Linked DNA regions of Mus musculus: region 2 is linked to region 1. The links are chromatin loops, found by intact Hi-C in ENCODE. Cell type or tissue: left cerebral cortex. All regions are shown on one strand. Links, peaks and the distances in the headings refer to the core of each region. The heading gives the core; the rest is flanking DNA.

What was found. Peaks named below come from ENCODE experiments on the same cell type or tissue, not always from the same donor. Only the 100,000 strongest peaks of a DNase experiment are listed, where the experiment ranks them.
Region 2: it touches region 1 in a loop (2.7-fold over the local background); 2 of 42 quality-filtered maps call a loop at or near these places.

What each region holds. Positions count from the first base shown.
Region 1 is chr2:168,423,325-168,432,528 of GRCm38, reverse strand. Gm33359 (a long non-coding RNA gene) reads right to left here. Exons shown (of 3, transcript XR_375301.2): 3 at 8,393-8,645. Among named protein-coding and RNA genes, the nearest start is that of Gm33413, 12 kb to the left of the region's middle. In left cerebral cortex, for the core only: a CTCF peak has its summit at 3,964 (motif pointing left); DNase peaks (open chromatin) are centred at 3,071, 3,810, 7,482 and 8,090; H3K27ac peaks cover 548 bases.
Region 2 is chr2:168,364,609-168,373,812 of GRCm38, reverse strand. All of the region lies in intron 1 of Gm33262 (a long non-coding RNA gene), which reads right to left. Among named protein-coding and RNA genes, the nearest start is that of Gm22704, 34 kb to the right of the region's middle. In left cerebral cortex, for the core only: no CTCF peak of the experiment used is centred there; DNase peaks (open chromatin) are centred at 1,336 and 3,962.

The DNA.
Region 1 (9,204 bases), core at 409-8,408:
TGCCTGGCTCAGAGATGCTGAACAAGGAAGTGTCCAGATGGCTTACATTTACAGGTTCCGGCCAGGGACCTGTGGCTTCTCCAGTCTACCAGCCTGTTATTCTTTGGTGTGGCACTGCTGTCTAGGCTGATGTTAGCCTCTGCTTATGAGCTGGTAGCCACCGGCTGACCTATCTGCCCTCCCTTCCAGCTGGCCCATTCCCCGGAGGGAGGCCTGCCTATGGCCATCAGCAGCCTTGCTGTGGTGGCTACTCCTGGTTGTCAACTTGACTTCATCGGGAATGAACTACAATCCAGAAATGGAGGGCACACCTGCGATCCGGATCTCGTGGCCATGAAAAGCTTAGGCCCAGGCAGGGTAGTACACACCTTTAATCCCAGGAGACACAGACAAGCAGATCTCTGAGTTCAAGGCCAGCCCTGGGGCAGAGCAAATTCCAAGTCCAGATGTGGTAGTTCTCACCCTTAATCTGGGCCACGCCTTTTTCTGGAGGCCGACATACGGACACTGAAAGAAGACGACTCACTCTTCTCCACCTGCTTGCACTTTCTTGCCAGCACATCCGTTGGAACCCACTTCTTCAGACTCCAGCGTCTACAGAAGACCAGCTGAAACAACTAGCCTCGTGGGCCTGAGCAATGACTAGACTCTTGGGCTTCCCATTCACAGCTGCCCACTGTTGGGTCAGTAGGACTGCAGACTGTACATCATCTCAATGAATTCCCTTCATATACAGGGATACTCCATAAGCTCTGCGGCTCTAGAGAGCCCTGACTTCCTCTGGCCTTACCTCCTGCACCCTCTGTGGCAGGTGGAACTTCTGTGGTCAGCTCTGCCCTGCACCCTAGGGAGCCTGCTCGGTTTCAAGTTCAGCCCCGGGTCTTCTGCACTGACCCCAAACCCTTCCCCTGCTGATCTTGTGCTTTACTGACTTGTCTGTCTCCGAGCTTCCTGGTGGTAGGGGGACTGGAGGGCAGGAGGATCAATGTGACCCCACTGCCGAGCTCCCACGACTGACTCGGATGGACTCTAAGGGTGACAGGTGAGGCCTGGAAGCCCACTGGTGTGAGATGCTCAAGGGTAGCAGTCCTCAACCTATGGATCCTGACCCCTGCTGGGGGGTGTTGAACACCTTTCTCACAGGGGTCCCACATCAGAGAGCTTGCATTTCAGATATTTACATTATGATTCATAAGAGTAGCAAATGTATAGCTATGAAGTAGCAATGAAAACATTTTTATGGGGCTGGCGAGATGGCTCAGTGGTTAAGAGCGCCGACTGCTTTTCTGAAGGTCCTGAGTTCAAATCCCAGCAACCACATTGTGCCTCACAACCATTCGTAATGAAATCTGACGCCCTCTTCTGGAGTGTCTGAAGACAGTTACAGTGTACTTACATATAATACATAAATAGATCTTTTTTAAAAAAAAGAAAATATTTTTATGGTTGGGGTCAGCCCAACATGATGACATAAAGGGTCACGCATTAGGCGGGTTGAGAGCCTCTGCTCTAGGGGCCATGTAAACCTAGAAGTGCCTCAGCTGCTTCCTTGGCGCATTGATACTCCTAAGACTTCCTCAGCAGGCTGCCCAGAAGCACTGGGGGACATTGATGCAGATGAACCCACTACCTCTGGTCACACTTTCCTAAGAAGAGAAATACACAACACAGTACTGAGTCACATGGTCACTGCCAGTGTGGAGGTGATAGGTGGAGAAACTGTGCCCAAGGGAGTCAAGTGCATTCTTTGGTGACAGAACAGGGATGCATCCTGCAGCAAAGAAGATACCTGAGGCAGCATGGGCACAGTCTCACCTCCCAGGGCTAGCTGCATCTTGATAAATATAGTCCTCAGGATGGCATAACAGCAGCCTTGCCAGGAGCTCAGGGGAGACTTCCTGCCTGGGCAGGGACTCAAGCATCATGCTTAAGCTGGGAGGAAAGGCTCGAGGCAGGAGGCAGAGGCAGAGGCAAGAGAATTGCCTTGAGTTTTGAGGCCAGCCTTGGCTACATCGAACCATAGTATGGCCCACATATTTACAAGACCACACAGGAGCAGCAGCCAGGAAGAGCAGATGTGGGTGCGGTGGGGCTAGGTTTAAGATATGCTGCAGACCAGGAGAGGGGACTTCAAAATGCTTCCATCATTGAAGACTTCTGGCCACAGCTGGCGGGGGGGGGGGGGGTGTTGTCTTTGAAATAATGTGCTTCACTGGGCTACAAAAAGAGCCTTGGGGAGAAGAGAGATGTGGACAGTAACAGGACTGTCTCTTCCTTGCCCCTCTCCACAGGCCTGGGGAGGGACACAGGCACAGTCCCACTGTGAGGGTCTTGCCTGGCGCTGTCCCTGATACTCAGACAGGCAGTTCATACAGTCGAGATGTGTTGGCTCTTGGTTTTGGAAGCCAGGGCCAAGCGGCTATGTCTGGTGGGGTGCTTCTTGCTGGCAGCTTCTCTTGTCACTGGTGGGGTCCCCGAAGTCACGTCAGTTGCTTTTCTTATTGCTCTGAAAATACCTGTCAAGAGCAGCTTCAGGGGAAAGGATTTCTCTTGGCTCACGGTCTAAGAAGCTCACAGTCTAAGCTCCACCTGGGCTTTATGATGAGAATCCTCTGGAGTCTAGGACATTGGGACACTCGTTCCTCAGCTAGTAGCACTGTGTAGGGAGGTTTAGGACATGGAGCCTTGAGGCCGGAAGTACATCATTGGGGGCAGGCTTTGAGGTTTCCAAGAGGCTCTCCCCTCTGTACTTCCTGTTTGTGGTTTAGGGTGTGAGCGCTTGGCTGCTGCTCTCCTCGGCAGCTGCGGAGCTCTCCCACCATAGCGAGCTCTCCCGCCATAGTGGCGATGGTGTTTTCTCTGCCCAGAACTGTAAGCCACAAATAAACCTTTCCTTCCATGAGCAGCCTTGGCAGCGGTGTTTTATCACAGCATCAGAAAAGTAATTAAAACACACGGGGAGGTTCTAAAGACGTGACATGCCATCCGCGGCAACACGGTAAGCCCACCGTGGTGACTCGTGCCGCCAACATCCTTAACATCGGAGGGGCATGCCGGACAGCTGGGCGGAAAATGACTCACGGAGAGGCGAGCTTCCCACCTGGTGTAAAAATACCCTGCAGCTTAGGTAGAAAACCAGATCCTCGCTTGATTGGCAGGTCTTCTAGAGAGACAAAGACACCGAGAGATGAGTGGAAGCCACGGCTGTGTCATTTGGCTTTGGCAGCCACATCTACTGCTCACCATGGAAGTAGAAAATCGTGGCCATAGCCCACGAGACGTAGGAGCTGGTATAGCAGCCTGCTGCTGCTCATAGTCAACTATGATGTCTGGCTGCTGTGGCAGAGGCAAGGGACCCCCACCATCACTCTTGTTACTGTGTGGATATGAAAATCTCCCAAAGTCTCATGAGTTGAAGGCTTGATACCTAGCTGGTGGTGATATTTTGGAAGGTTCTAGAAACTTTTGGAGGTGTGTGTGTGTGTGGGGGGGGTTAGAAGAAGTACGTCACCAGGGGTGGGTCCTTGAGGGCTGTCTGTCATTCTGGGTCATCTCTCTCTGTTTCCAGTCTTCTGGGAGACAATCAGCCCTTCCCCCATGCTATGTCCCCACAGTGTTATACCTCACTGCAGACCAGAGTCAGCAGAGGTCAGGACCATGGGATGACCTCTGAACCTGGGAACTAAACAAGAGAATCCCTCTCTTTTCATGCTCTTGCAAATATTTTGTGTGAGGCTCCAGAAAGCTAGTTAACTGTCACCTGGCAGCTGATACCTTCTGTGGTGACTCACCACACCAGAAGGCAGGATCTGAAGAATGAGTCAGGCCCAGTGGGCAGATACCCAGTCCAAGCATCATGGTGTGTGGATGCCACAGCAGTCCTGGGAACCCGTGGGGCACAAATGCAGATGTTGTCTGGTGGGCAGAGGCCAGAGGTGCTGCCACCTGGTGGGCGGAGGCCAGAGGTACTGCCACCTGGTGGGCGGAGGCATGAGGTGCTTGAGGCCGAGTATGCATGGTGGGTAGTATACCAAGCTGGGCCAATTCTTGGCCAAGAATGATTCTATTAATGTCCTCCGGTAGAGTGAGGGTAGGCAGTCATATTCTGGATGCCCTTTGAGGGTAGATAAAGCTGTACTCAGAAGCCATGGGCCAATACACAAAAATCCCAGTGTCAGGGGTGGGCTGCCTCTCTATGAGCTGTTGGTCAAGGAGGCTCCAGAGACCCCCAAACAATACAGGCGATTGTTGGCTGCCCACCAGAATCCGATGGGCAAGACCCTGTTCCTGAAGAACCACACGCTCTGTTTGTAGGATGTAGAGAGATCAAGGCTGAACTGTCTGGAATCTTCCTTCCTGCTGGCTAGTTTTTGTCGTGGGAGAAAGTTCTATACAGGCTGATGGGGAGACTTGTCCTCAATAAGTTGTGGGGTAACAAGGGTAAGCATTGTGAGCAGTGGCAACTGCAGAGACCCAAAGCCTTGTGAATATGTGACTGTTGAGTCCTCTGTCACAGGGAGGAAGGGACAGAGGGACTGAGAGAGCAGAGGAGAAGCAGGGTGTCGTCATATGTGACTGTGGTACTCTTGAACTCAGCAGCAGGGCCAACGTGCACAGGACACCGCAAGATGGAGTGTCAACATCCTCTCTGCCGTGGAGAGGAGAGGGACTCACGAGGTGTCCTCCCCAGCCCCTGAGGCATTGGCTGATAGAGAAGGAAGAGCTGTAGCCACTGAGTGTGATCATGGAGATAATGCTATCAGAAGTCATCTGGCCACACGTGTACACATGGGTGTACATTCACAGGCATGCACACATGTGTGCACATACATGCACTCGAACCTGCACATGCACACAAAAGCAGAATGTGGTAGTTTGATAATGCTCACATGTTTGAAGGCTGGGTCCCCAGTTGGTGGAACTGTTTGGGAAGGATTAGGAGGCGTGGCCTTGCTGGAGGAGGTGTGGCCTTGTTGGAGGAGGTGTGGCCTTGTTGGAGGAGGTGTGGCCTTGTTGGAGGAGGTGTGGCCTTGCTGGGACAGATGGGTGGGCTTTGAGGTTTTCAAAAGACTTGATCTGGGCTCTGTGTGCTCTATGTAATTGTTGATAATCCCCTGCCGGATTACCACATACTGCTCTCTGTCCCTCTCTGGGATCAGAAGTCAGTTCTACGGTTGTGAGAAGAGTCCCTGCACAAAGGCCACAGCAGGATATCCTAATCCAGACCAGACTCCAAAACCTTTCCTCCGGCATCAGTTTTCTCCTTTGGAAAATGGGCCCAGATATGTAGCCCATCACCTCCTCCCTGGCGCTCAGTGGGTAAGACCATCACCCTGCTGGTAGGAGAGAAGATACTCTAAAAAGATACTGTCTTTCTTTGGCTATTGCGGGGTTGGGGCAGGATTTCTGAAGAAGAGTTTCAGCAGGTTCTAGGCTGGGAGAAGGGAAAGCCTAGAGCCTGGTGCCAGTCAGGGGGGCTGGCTTCCCACACAGAGTTTTCCAGCCACCCAAATCACCTTTCAGGAGAGACTGGAGCAGAGACAGATGGGTCAGTGACCTGTGGGACACACCTCGGCCAGGCCTGCTTAGCCGCACAGACCTCTGGGCTTCTATAACCTGAACTTCAGGGAGGACCTTAAAGATGGAGTTGGGGATCTCTGCCACCTCTCCACTCTTCTCTTCCCATGTGACCACCCTGAGCAAACCTCCTTTCTCTGTTTCCACCGCGGCTGCCTCTTTCATTGGCACAGTGAGGAGGGGCAGCAAGTCCCAGTTTTAGAGCTGTCAGGTCTCAGGCTCTGGCCCTAACAGCTCCTGTTAGGAGGTGAGAGGTGAGAAGGGGACTTGCTACCCCTTGTCATCTTTTTTGTCACACTGCGAGGTGGCAGAGGAGATTCCCCGGGGGATAACACCCTGTCACCCGAAAGCAATGACCTCAGCTCAAGGCTCCAAAGGAGCCAGTCACAACAAGTTGCTTCTGAAGAGGTATAAGCGCAGGAGTGAAATGACCCAAATGTAGACATTTGGGGCCCTGGGCATCAAGCCACGGGGCCTAAGAGGCTGGTCCTCTGTCCCTTGGGAGGGCAGCGGAGAGGAGGAAACTGGGAGGTGCGGCATGATGGGATGCTGCAGGCACCTTGCTGTGTGCTTAAGCCAGAGGACCCAAATCCCCCATGCCCTGTTTTCCGGAACCGCTTAAGGCCTGCAGCCAGGTGGCTCTGGGCTGCTGTGCTCACAGATTCGTCCTTCTGGGTGGATGTTAAGGAGGAGGCTGGGAGGCAAACATGTTTTTTTTGCAAAGCCCTGAGGCTCAGGTGACCCGGAGCCTCCTAGAGAAAGACATGAACTGGGGCTGGAAGACGTAGCTGGGCCCTGCACCTCACTCGCTCTCCCTGGTTGTGTGCCCTTGGACAAACTGCTTGGGTTCCCGGGAAGTGACGTGGAGTTCCTGACACCCCACAAGCAGGTTGAAAAGAGCAAAGAAGCCACACAGAGCCCATGCACTCTAGAGAGCAGTCCAGCCTGGGTGAGGGCTGGAGAGTTTAGAGGTTAGCGTTTCTGACCAAGCCTGCTCAGTCAACGGGTTCTCCAGTGTGGGAGTGAGGATTAAAAAGAAAAAAGACAGTTAGACAGCATTGTAGCGTGACCCCAGTCAATTCTGAGACTGAAGGCAAATTTAATTTTCCCAATCTGCTTTTTATGCCATTTTAATTACATGGAAGTATTAAGTGCGAGGAGTACAATGAGGAATCTAGCAAGACAATAGTCAAGGAGCAAGCAAGACAATAAACACACAGCCCCGTGATCACTCCAGTGATCGCTGTTTCTAAGGATGATCAAGCTATCTGAGCCTACTTCTTTGTTCCACCCTAAAACCAGATTCTTTCTTCCTTGTCCTTGGCCAATGTCAGACTCCTGCCAAGGGGCACCCCCAAAATGCCCTCCACATGTTTCACGCAGAGGCAGAGGGTACTGGAGTCAGCTCAGGCTGTGTAACAAACACTGGCCCCCACATCACGGTGTTGTCTGTGAACCCAGGTACGGGGCACTTGGGCTATTGTGGGCGCTCTAGAGGGTCTTGCCTACAGAAGGCAGGCCCCCCTCCCCAAATCCTTGAGAGGCCTTTACTGTGTTCATAGATAGCAGCGGAGCTTGGGGCCCTCTCCCCTCTTCAGTGCCATGGAGCAGGGTTCCATCTTCACTTCCTCTGTCCTGTTTAGTTACCCCATCTCCAGGTGGGGGTGGGGGTGGGGGCTAGAGCTTCAAACCATGGGGGAGGGGAACAAGGTAAGACCACCCCCAGCCCCAAGTTCTCACAACAGCTAGAGAGCTCCAAAGGTTCTAGAACATTCCTTCACTCCCCCAGCCTGACTCCCTCCCTCTTTGGAGGGCTGGCACACACATTTCTTAGACTTTCTGTGATTTTTTTTTCTTTTTTAGATTAAGATAATTTCTCTCCATAATGTGCATAAGAAAGGGAAAGAGCCCTGTTCCGAAGGCGTTCCTAACTCGGAGCAGGCAGCTCATTCATCTTTATTATGAGGGTTCCAGAAAGAAGCCCGGCAGCTATAACTCAATCATCTGACTCCCCAGCTCAGCACTGGGCAGGATCAACTGCAGAGGCAGGTGGTGGCCTGTGCCAAATACAAAGTCAACAGCCGGTATACACACATGCATGCGTGTGTGCGCACACAAACACCATTCCTAAGACCCCCCCCTCCCCTGGGTACCTGCAGAAGCTGAGCTGGCCACATCCCTACTTTGCCTTGTACCAACAGACATCTCAACAAACCACAAAGAAGCAGGCTATTTTGGAGTTCTCCTGGGCATTCGCCAGGGTCCTTTCCGGCTACCTCTCCAGGATAGCAGAACTCCAGGTCCCGGAAAGGGGGTCCTGATTCCCAGTCTCAGCCTGAAGCTCTGGCTGCTGCTGGAGCTGTGGGCCAGCACACACATTAGCAATTCCTTACGCATACAGCCTTGGCCCTGATCAAAGCCATCTGCCCTGCACACCCCAGCAGAAAGGCTGCGACTGGGGGACAAATCGGACTTAGACATGATGTGCGGCTCTGGAGCCGGGCTGGGAATGTTTAGAACATTAGGAGATGAATCACTAGCTGAGCGGCTGCAACTGGAGGTAGAAGACGCTGAGCGACTGGAGCGTGGCAAGCTTTCCATGGTGACAAACAAAACATTAATTAGTTGACATTTTGTCCTTACCCCAGTGCCTCTGCGTTCTTAGGAGGAAGAATGACACCTGTTGTCAAACCTTCTTTTAAAAAAATTTTTTGCATTGCATTTTAATATGTGTGTGTGTAGCAAGGGGGGGAGGGGGAGGGGGTGTCATAACAGGTTCTCTCTTTCTGTCCTGTGGGTCCTGGGGATTGAACTCAAGTCATCAGGCTTGGTGGCAACTGCCTTTACACACTGAGCCATCTTACCTTTGCCCCCGAGGGTACTTCTCCAGTCTTATTCTTGATCCTACACGAATAGAACTTTCTAGCAGGCCGATGAAAAGACAGGCCTTGGCCCTGCACAGCCAGGAGCTACCACATGCAGTCTACATCCCAGGGAGCTGACTGCAGTCCGGGTACCGGGCAAGGAACTGAAGCTGCTCCAGTCACAGCAGCCGCCGCCCCAGAACCCTGGGACCAAAGAAGAATGAAAGACTGAGGAGCCAGAGCAGAAAGCCTGCCAGCCCTGGTCACCGAGTGACCAAGGCTTTAGGCCAAGGTTGTCTATTACAACCCCAAGCCCCCCATACTCAGGCCTTGCAAAGCCTTTATCACTAGAGGGCGCCACTTGCTACACTTCTGCCAGGGCCAGCATCCAGAGAAAAAAAAGAAAGCAACCAGGAGCTCTCTGCCTTTGAGCAGTTTCTAGGCAGATAGAGTAGATGACCCCTGAGACAGCTGGTTGTTGACAAAAAACATCCCAACACCTCAAAAATCACTGGGCCTGAGGTTGAGTGGGAAATCATGTGACCCTCAAACTTTCTTCCTACATAGAAAGTGAGGATGGGACACAGGCGCCCCCAGGCAGTCCTGGCATCCAGACACACCTGAGCCCAGGAACACCTGCACTCAGACACACCTGCACCCAGACACACCTGCACCCAGGAACACCTGCACTCAGACACACCTGCACCCAGACACACCTGCACCCAGGAACACCTGCACTCAGACACACCTGCACCCAGGAACA
Region 2 (9,204 bases), core at 850-8,849, 59 kb after region 1:
TCTTTCAAAACCAGCAGTGGGGGAGGGGTGCTGCTTGGGGTAGGAAGTGAGGAGGAATGGGGAGGTAGTGTTTTATGAGGGTAGAAAAAAAAATTCTGGAGCTGGGTCATGGCAGCTGCACAGTAGGTGTGAGGGACCTTAGCAAACTGCATGTTCTCAATAGTAAGTAAGCTATACATTACAGAATGGCAATTATTACATATATTTAATATTGTCTCATATTAATAAGTTACGAGTGTTGCGACAATATGAAAAGCAAGAACTTTAAGTGAACTCTTGGGAGCCCTCAGGACGCAATGGATATTTTTAGACTGAAATGTCCCAGGGAGTGGACACCATCATCCCAGATCTCAAGAGAAGTCAGGTATCATTCCCAAGCTTCAAGCCATAGGAACAGCAGCTGTGCCCAGCGACTATGGGAAGCAGGCATGAAGCTAACCACATTCTCTTGGTCTGCAGACTGCTGGAGCTTCTCACAGGCTGCCCTGGCAGTGCCCAACATGCCCCTCCAAGCCCGCACTGGGCACACATCGTATTAATATAGCCATAGTAGGTAAAATCACTTCATTTCTTGAGTCCATGACATGAAGATACTACCATTGCTTTCTGGTTATAGATGAAGAAACAGAGGCACAGAAAGACCTACCCACTTATGTAGGTTACCAAAGCTGGCTACCTCCAAAGCTGCCCTTTGTTCCAGATCCTTTTGCCTCCCTGAGACAAGCAGAACGCAGCACTCTGTCAGAGGACGACCCAAAAAAACAGAAGAGCTCACTATACTTCTTAACGTTTGGGGGAAGTTGGGCCTCCCCAAGGCTGCTGTGGCTCCCTACAGTGAACACAGTCCTGGTGCCCCACCCGCCCCACCCGTATGGTTCCTCCTCTCCAGAGCTGCAGGCTGGAAAGCTTCTGATGTTTCTTTCCCAGAGGAGGGGCAGAGCTCACTGCCCTGGGGCCATATCAAAGCAGAAATGGGACATCACCTCTGGCTGATCCCAGTACCTTCACCCCCAAACCCAGAGATGCTCATCCCGGAAATATCTAGAGATGGTTTTGATGGTCCTGGCTTGAAGGGTAGTACTGGGATCAGGTGGGGACAATGAGTGGAGCAGGAAAGTTTCAAGCATCCTTCAGGGCTCAGGCCAGCCCCATGACAGAGAACCATAGCTTCAGAAGCCCACTTCTGTGAAGTAGGAAACCCTGCAGAAGCCCCAGATGGTGGCTAAGAGCCAGCAGGGCACCTCAGTGTTAGGATCTAAAGTTTCCCCCGAAGGCTGAAAATACACACGGCAGCCTTGGCGGTCCCCAGGCGGTGAGAACGCTGGTGGGTTTTATTTTCTTCTCCTTGGCAAGATTACATGTTCTAAATTATCATGGATGAATATGCATCTGCCTCACAACCTAATGAGCTTCTGTTTCTTAGAGGAGTCCCTGGGTTTGCTGGGCCACCAGTTCATGGGTTGATGCAAAGGTCTAAGATCTGAGGCCAAAGGTCAAGGTCTGGCCCTGCCTACCATGTCAACATGTCAGACTCATCTCCATAAATCTGGCTCCTTGTTGGTGGAGATGGTTGAGCCTTCACACCTATGCAGATGCCCAGGACCATGGAGCAAGGTGTGTTATACACCTTAGCTCATCTTAGCTCCCAGGGCCCATGAGATTGGCCTCTGACCTTGGAACGAAGAAGAACTTGCTGGAAGGAGGTCAGGTGCTGGCTGGCATGCAGAAGGCAAAGGAAGAGCCCGGCTCAGCACCCCCCCCCAACCCCCGTTTCCTCAGAGAAACAGGGGCAGTGGAAGGATTGATTTCACACTGGCCGGAGGTCAGACGTGGACTGTTTAAACTGACCTAGGTAAACAAGGGGCCAGTACCACCCATCTTCTATAAGTCTTAGCTGAGAGCTGGCTAATTAACTCACCCATCAGAACTCAAAACAGACTGGTTTGCAAATTCGATTTTTTGCCCAGCTCGTGACTTGTCCCAAAACCGGATCCTTAGAGAAGTCCTCTCTAAGCCCTCTCCGACACCTGCCCCATGCACACCATTTGGGGTGTTCCAGTATGGATTATCTGGGCTGAAATTTGTGTCGCCCAATATGATTTCCATTGATTTCAATTTCTCCTTTAAGTTAACAACAGGAAAACAAAACAAAACAAAACAACAACAACAACAAAACCTATCAAACCTTGCATGGAGGTTTGATACCCACTAGGCCAGTGCATAAATAACTTCAAGCCACACTGCCCCCAGCTCTGGGAAGCCAGTGCTCTCCTGCCCCAGCCTTGAAGGACACAGCTGGAATCCGTGGGAAGGAGGGCTGCATTCCCAGCTCCACCTCTTCCCAGCTGGGGGAACGTCCTCCCCTCTGAGCAGCTGGTCCTTATTACAGGGTGACAGTTATCAGGCCCACATTGGAGGAAGTGGTACTTTGAAGTCACTAACAGCCAGGATACACTTTATGTGAAATCACCATTCTTGGTCCCGTGGGGCACTCTATCTTAATCCAGTCTCACCTGGCACACTTTTGACATGAAAGTCTACAGGGTTAAAGGACAGCCCTGAGTTTGGCTCCTTGGGGACTGGAAAGGAGTCTAGAGTATAGAATGACCCAAGGAATGTCACTTCACAATGGCCCAGAGCAGAGCTTCCGAACCCTCGGCAAGTCTGAGCTCACCTGATCCTCACAGTGGCCTAGAGCCACCTGTTCTCTTTATGACAGCAGTTCTCAACCTTCCTAATGCTGTGACACTTAAATACCATGCCTCATGCTGTGGTGACCCCCAACCAAAAAATTATTTTCTACTGCGTAACTGTAATTTTGCTCCTGTTATGAATCGTAATGTAAAATATCTGATATGTAGGAGATCTGATTTGTAGGAGATCTGATATGATCTGTGGAAGGGTCAGTCAATGCCCCAGAGGTCAAGACCCATGGGTTGAGAACCACGCTTTATGCAAATGGGGAAGCTGATGACAACATACACAAGAGGAAGCACCTCCTTTCCTTCCATCTTTAGCATCGAACAGGGGCTGGTTGGTGAATGGCTTGGTTGGTAAAGTGCTTGGCTCCCAGGTACAAGGAGCTGAGTATAGTCCCCAGAGCCCACACAGAAATGCCACGTATATTGATATAATGGCAACACTGTGACCTCAGTGTGTATGAGGCACACTGAAGGACTCTGGGGCTCAGTGGCCAGACTAGGCTAATTAGTGAGCTCCGGGCCTGTGAGAGATCTTATTCAAAGGAGATGGACAGAGCTTTTAAGGATGATGCGTAAGGTTGTTCTCTGGCTGGCCTTCAAGCATACCCCATATTCATGCACACATGTGCATCTCCACACATGCTTATAAGCATACACCCTCACATTAAAACAAACAAACATACAGAAACCTGTTCCAGCTGGCTCAGCACCTGTGGTGGTCTAAGAATGGATCCTATAGACTCATTGACTTGAATGCTTAGTCACCGGGAAGCAGAACTGTATCAAAGGCTTAGAAGGGTTGGGAGGTGTGGCCTTGTTGAAGGAGGTATGTCACTGCGAGTGGGCTTTGAGGCTTAGAAAGCCCAAGCCGGGCCCAGCCCCTGCCTGTCTGCCTAGATCAGGACATAGCTCTCAGCTCCTTCTCCAGGAGCATGCTTGCCACACATGCTCCCCACATAATGATCATGGATGACCTTAACCCTCCGAAACTGTAAGCAAGCCCCCAATTGAATGCTTTCATCTATGAGTTGGCATGGTCATAGTGTCTCTTCACAGCAACAGAACAGTGACAGACATTGCTCCTCCCTGGACATGATGCCCAGCCAGGTCCCAGGAGGAGCTGCACTTAACAGACACCATGGAGCAGATGTTGAGTACTTTGTGATGTGACCAGGGACGAGGGACCTCTGCAACCATCTCTGCAGCGAGGACTCTGCGCATCCCTCCCTCAGGCTGCCACAAGCATAGCACTCGCAGTGGAAGTCGTTTCTGTGGGTGTCAGCCGCTGTTGCCCAAGCCTGCCTGCCTCCTGTCACTTGTCACCAGGGTACAGTCAGTATCCTCACCATGCCTCTCTTCCTACTGTTGGGAGCGCCAGGGGTCAGGTGTGGGAATGCAGCTCCCATCCTCCCAGGGACTCCATCCCAGAAGAAAGGCAAGAATGGATACAGGCCGTGGGTACCATCCTTGGAGGAGCACCCCACTCCCAGATCACCCTCACCAAATCCAATTTCTTAGAGCTCCGGGGCAATGGCACTAGCTGTGGACTTTAATAGCTGTCCACCAAGGTCCTCCTTTCGGGGTGGGCCTGAGAACCTGAAAATACCCTGCCTATGTCATCACCAGAGCTGTGTTCTGGAGCCTTCCATCCAGGAAGGAGTCTCAGTATCCATCGACAGAAGCCATCTGGCAAATGAAAATATAAAACAACGTTATGGAAAGCATATGGGGGGGGGAGGTGGCGAGACGGTGCAGCAGGTAAAGGCGCTAGCCACCAAGCTTGCCGACCTGGGCGCAGTCCCCAAGACCCACATGGCAGAAGGAGGAAGCTGACTCCCACAGTTGTTCTCAGAATTCCATGCGTGAGCCGTGGCACACACCCCCATACTCATACACCCACAAATCAACAAATGTTTCAGAGAAGGAATGTGGGTGCAGCAACTCTATCTGGGTACTTAGGAGGCTCAGATGCTCCCCTGATTTCTATCCACCAGTGAAACAAAATGTGCTATTCCACACAATGGAACATTATTCAGCCCTGAAAAGGGATAATATATTGTTACACTTTACAGTCCCATACGAATCACCAATGAAGTATGTCACACGCAAGCATCCGGACCCAAAAGGTCACACACTACATGATTCTGTTTATATGGAGTGTCCAGAATATGTAAGAAGAAAGGCCTGGGTGGGCAGGGGTGTTCTGTGGCTGCCAGGGGCCAAGGAGAGGAGGGAACTAGGAGGGACTGTATGGTGGGCAGAGGCTCCACTTGGGAAATGACAATGGCTTAGAAATAGATGAAAGTAGACTTTGGGGTGAGTTAAATCCTGCTAATGGCATTTAAATAAGAGTGGGTTAATGGCCAAACACCACAGATGGTCCCAAGGGGAAAGCCTTAGTTAGGCCCCCGGTTCAGGAGATATTGTCCATCGTAGTAAAGACATAGCAGAATCAGAAGGAAACCATTGCTGCATTGGAAGAAAAGAGGCCTAGGACCCGAAGCCTCGCCTCCTCTGCTCCCCTGACAGAAGCAAGCAGCTACAGCCCATGATCAGAAGATGGCACAACCCCCCACAACAGCACCGCCAGCTGGGGACAGGTACTCACACGCAAGAGCCTGTGGTGACGGTCTACATTCAAGCCATGGCAACTAACATTGCACTCTGTAAATTTCACCTCAGTCTTCAGAAAAAAGAAAGCAAACCGGTAAGGACCCAACCTTTTCTCTTATTACATATTTGTTTATTTAGTGTGTGTGTGTGTGTGTGTGTGTGTGTGTGTGTGTGTGTGTGTGCCTGCGTGTGATGCATGTGTGCATGTGTGTATGTCTGCATGTGTGTGTGCCACATTACACATATGGAGGTAAGAGGTTGGCTCTGTCCTCCTACCATTTGTGTCCTGGGGATTGAACTTGGGTCTTGAAGGCAGGCAATCGTTTCCTTGGCCATTATTAAATATATTTATATATTTATACGTATAAATATATTTAATAAAATAAACACAAATTGATATTATATTTATCATAATCTGATATATTTTAATAATTCATTATTAAATTATTTATTATTATTAAATAAGGTCTCTCTATGTAGTCCTGGCTGTCCTGACACTTGCTAAGTAAACCAGGCTGGCCTCAAACTCACAGAGATCCACCCGCCTCTGTCTCCCAAGTGCTGGGATTAAATGTGTGTACCACCACACCCAGCTTTGTTAGGATATTTTAAACACAGTGGGTCAACTCTAAAGATGAAAGGACCATTGAAGAGTCTGGAGAGAGAAAGCAGGGAGCAATGGCTCTGGATAGCAAGCTCGGCGGGTCAGCTCCAGCCTTGTTGGGTCTGGGCAGCTTTGATCCCCTGCACAGCCCGGGAAGCCTCCTTGCACAAAGGACAGAGATGGGAACACTGATACATTGTAGCCAAAGGAAGGGAGACCGCATCTAGGAGGATAAAACCACCTAGGTGTGGGAAGTGAGGAAGAAATCATAAGCCAGCCTGCACCGAGGTCACCTTCCATCACACCCTGTCCTGTCACACTACGTGCTCAGCTCATCCTGTCTAACAGGTGCCTTGTAGCACATGGAATCCAGCTCAAGTGCTCCATGTGCCCAGCCAGAGCGTGGCCTTGATGGGCACGTGACCCTAAGGAGACTGACCGACCCAGGCGCTTTGTGAGGTCTTTCCGCAGGAGCTGCTCAGTTAGGTCTGGAGAGGGCACCACACACCACCTGAGGAGTGGGGAGGAGTGGTCAGGGATCTGGGGAACCAGCTGACTGAGAAGGGAGAAACAGTCCTTCCACAGAAGGATCCCTGAGAGTGCCCTGCAGTGGCACACTTTAACTTATATGGAGGTTAAGCCAGAAACTGTGACCAGAAAGGAAATGACAGCAGGCAGCTTTCCAGAGGCCATCTTTACACACACACACACACACAAATCCTATACATATACACACACACCATATATACATATATACACACATACACACACATCACACACACATACTACACTTGCATACCACACAAACTTTACACACACACACACACATATATATACATATACATACATACATACATACATACAGATACAATACACACATGCACACGCACATACACACAACATATATACAGATACACACACAACAGATACACACATACATATACAAATAAACACATATACATTCATACACATATACACAAATATACACACATACTTATTCACACACACCATACATACACACACACATATATACACACATACACACACATCACAGACAGACAGACAGACATATCATACACACATACATATACACACGACTATTTTTCCAACATTTATCCTTTCCAGGTGACATATTTTACTGAAGCATCACACACAGGCGAGTGGGAAAGTCACAGACCTACACAGGGTCATCACAGGGTGAGTCCACCTGAGCAGCCAGACCCGGGTCACAAGCAGTAAGTCAAGCCTGCTGCCCCAGCCCTTGGGAGGCTGAGGCAAGATCAGGAGCTCAAGGCTGTTCTCAACCTGTTGGCATCAGAACATCCCAAACCTATGACATCAAGCGACCTGCGGCCTGCAGACCGGTTGCCAAGACAACAGGCACCATATTCCTACCATGTTCAAGGGCAGTCTGCCTCATAAGTTAAAAAAAAAAAAAAGAATCAGTAAATAAAAAAGGAACCTCCCTCCTTCCCAAGAACGGCACGTTATTGATTTCCTTGACACATGACCTTGCCAATTTTAAACTTCAGATGAATGGCTTCGCGTTTAGATTCCATTCACATTACCTGGTTTTACATTGACATGGCAAAGGCTCCTCTCTACACCCCCCCCCCCCCCCCCCGCCCATCAGGAGTCTGTGGTCTGTCTCAACTGGCTCCATCCTGTTTAGACTGGTAAACTCCCAGGGACTGTTTGAGCTTGAGAGGAATGTCCTCTGGAAGTGGGAAGGTGCCCCACGCTCATTTCAGACCTCAGCATGTTGTCTCTTGGTGTCCTGCCGCAGAGGCCCTTGACTAAGGATGGGCTGCCCCAACTCCGTGACAGCGGGCGAAGAGAACAGTAAAACAGCCCAAGAGACCCCTGTGCACTTGAGAGTGGCCGGCAGGTCTCCACCCTTGGCAGCGGTCACCAGTGTCTATCCTGTGACCTGCAGTGGGAAGGAGAAGCTGCAGGCTCAATCATGGAGAGAAGGCTCAGCCAGGGACTCCAGCTGCTGCCTCAACTTCCCCAGTCAGTTCCTGGTGGATGTCATGGTGTTCTCTCTCTGTGTTACTGTTTGTTCTTTTTCTTTGATGCCTCACCTGTGAAGACTCTCTGCGCTGTCTGCTTCTCCCAGCTGCCCGCCTTAAAGGGGCTTCTTTCCTGGTGAATGATTCGGGCATGTGGTTTGGTGATGCCCCAGCCCCGGCTCTGCTTTTGTCTTTCTCTCTCTGTCTCTCTCTCTTAAAACTCATTCAAAATGGAAACTGTTGTAGATCATGGGTAGGTAAGCTGTAGTTAGTTTGTGTCTTTGGTGCTCTGATGTGTGTAATTTTGTTGAAGATGGATAAGGAGAAAAAACACTGGACCAGGAGATATATATAGGATAATCTTGAAGAGAAGACAGTTTTGTTTCTTCCTTCCTTCCTTCCTTCCTTCCTTCCTTCCTTCCTTCCTTCCTTCCTTCCTTCCTTCCTTTTTTTTTTTTTAAAGATTTATTCATTTTATATATGTGAGCACACTGTATCTTCAGACACACCAGAAGAGGACATTAGATCCCATTACTGAGGGTTGTGAACCACCATGTGGTGGCTGGGAACTGAACTCAGGACCTCTGGTAGAATAGTCAGTGCTCTTAACCACTGAGCCATCTCTCCAGCCCCAGAGGCCAGTTTCTTAAAATGTTTGAATGTATGGCCCTCAAAGCAGCAGGTGAGGGTCTCCAATATTTTATATCCTCACTAGTACTTAGAATTGTTGGTCTGCTTAGCCAGTCGCTCTAGAGGACCTGTAGTACTGTGTGTCTGTGTGTGTATGTGTATACATGTATCTGTATATATGTATACATATGTATATGTGTATACCAGGGTGTCTGCATGTGTGTGCCAGTGTGTACCTGTGCCCATGCGTGTATACATGTTTGGATACATCTCTGTGTGTGTGCATATGTGTAGTCCCATTCACAGGTATTTTATTCATGGCTGATACGCTTTCTGTCTCCCTAAAAACTCCCTCCCTGCAAAGCCCTGAGATGAGCTCTCTCTAAACCCGTGGTTTTCAATGTTCCTAATGCTTTCTTATGCTGTAACCCTTTAATACAGTCTCCCGTGTGCTTCCTACACCCTAGACGACTTGCTGCCCGACCCTACCTGCCCTTGGGGGTTAGAGGTAAGGTGGTCCAGAGTCAAAGACACAGACTAGGGAGCGGCTGAGAAACAGCAGGTGAGCAGCAGCAAGCTCCTCTGAGCGCTGCTGCAAGCTCCTTTAATACCCTCCGCCCCCACCCCATTGGTCCCCCAAAAG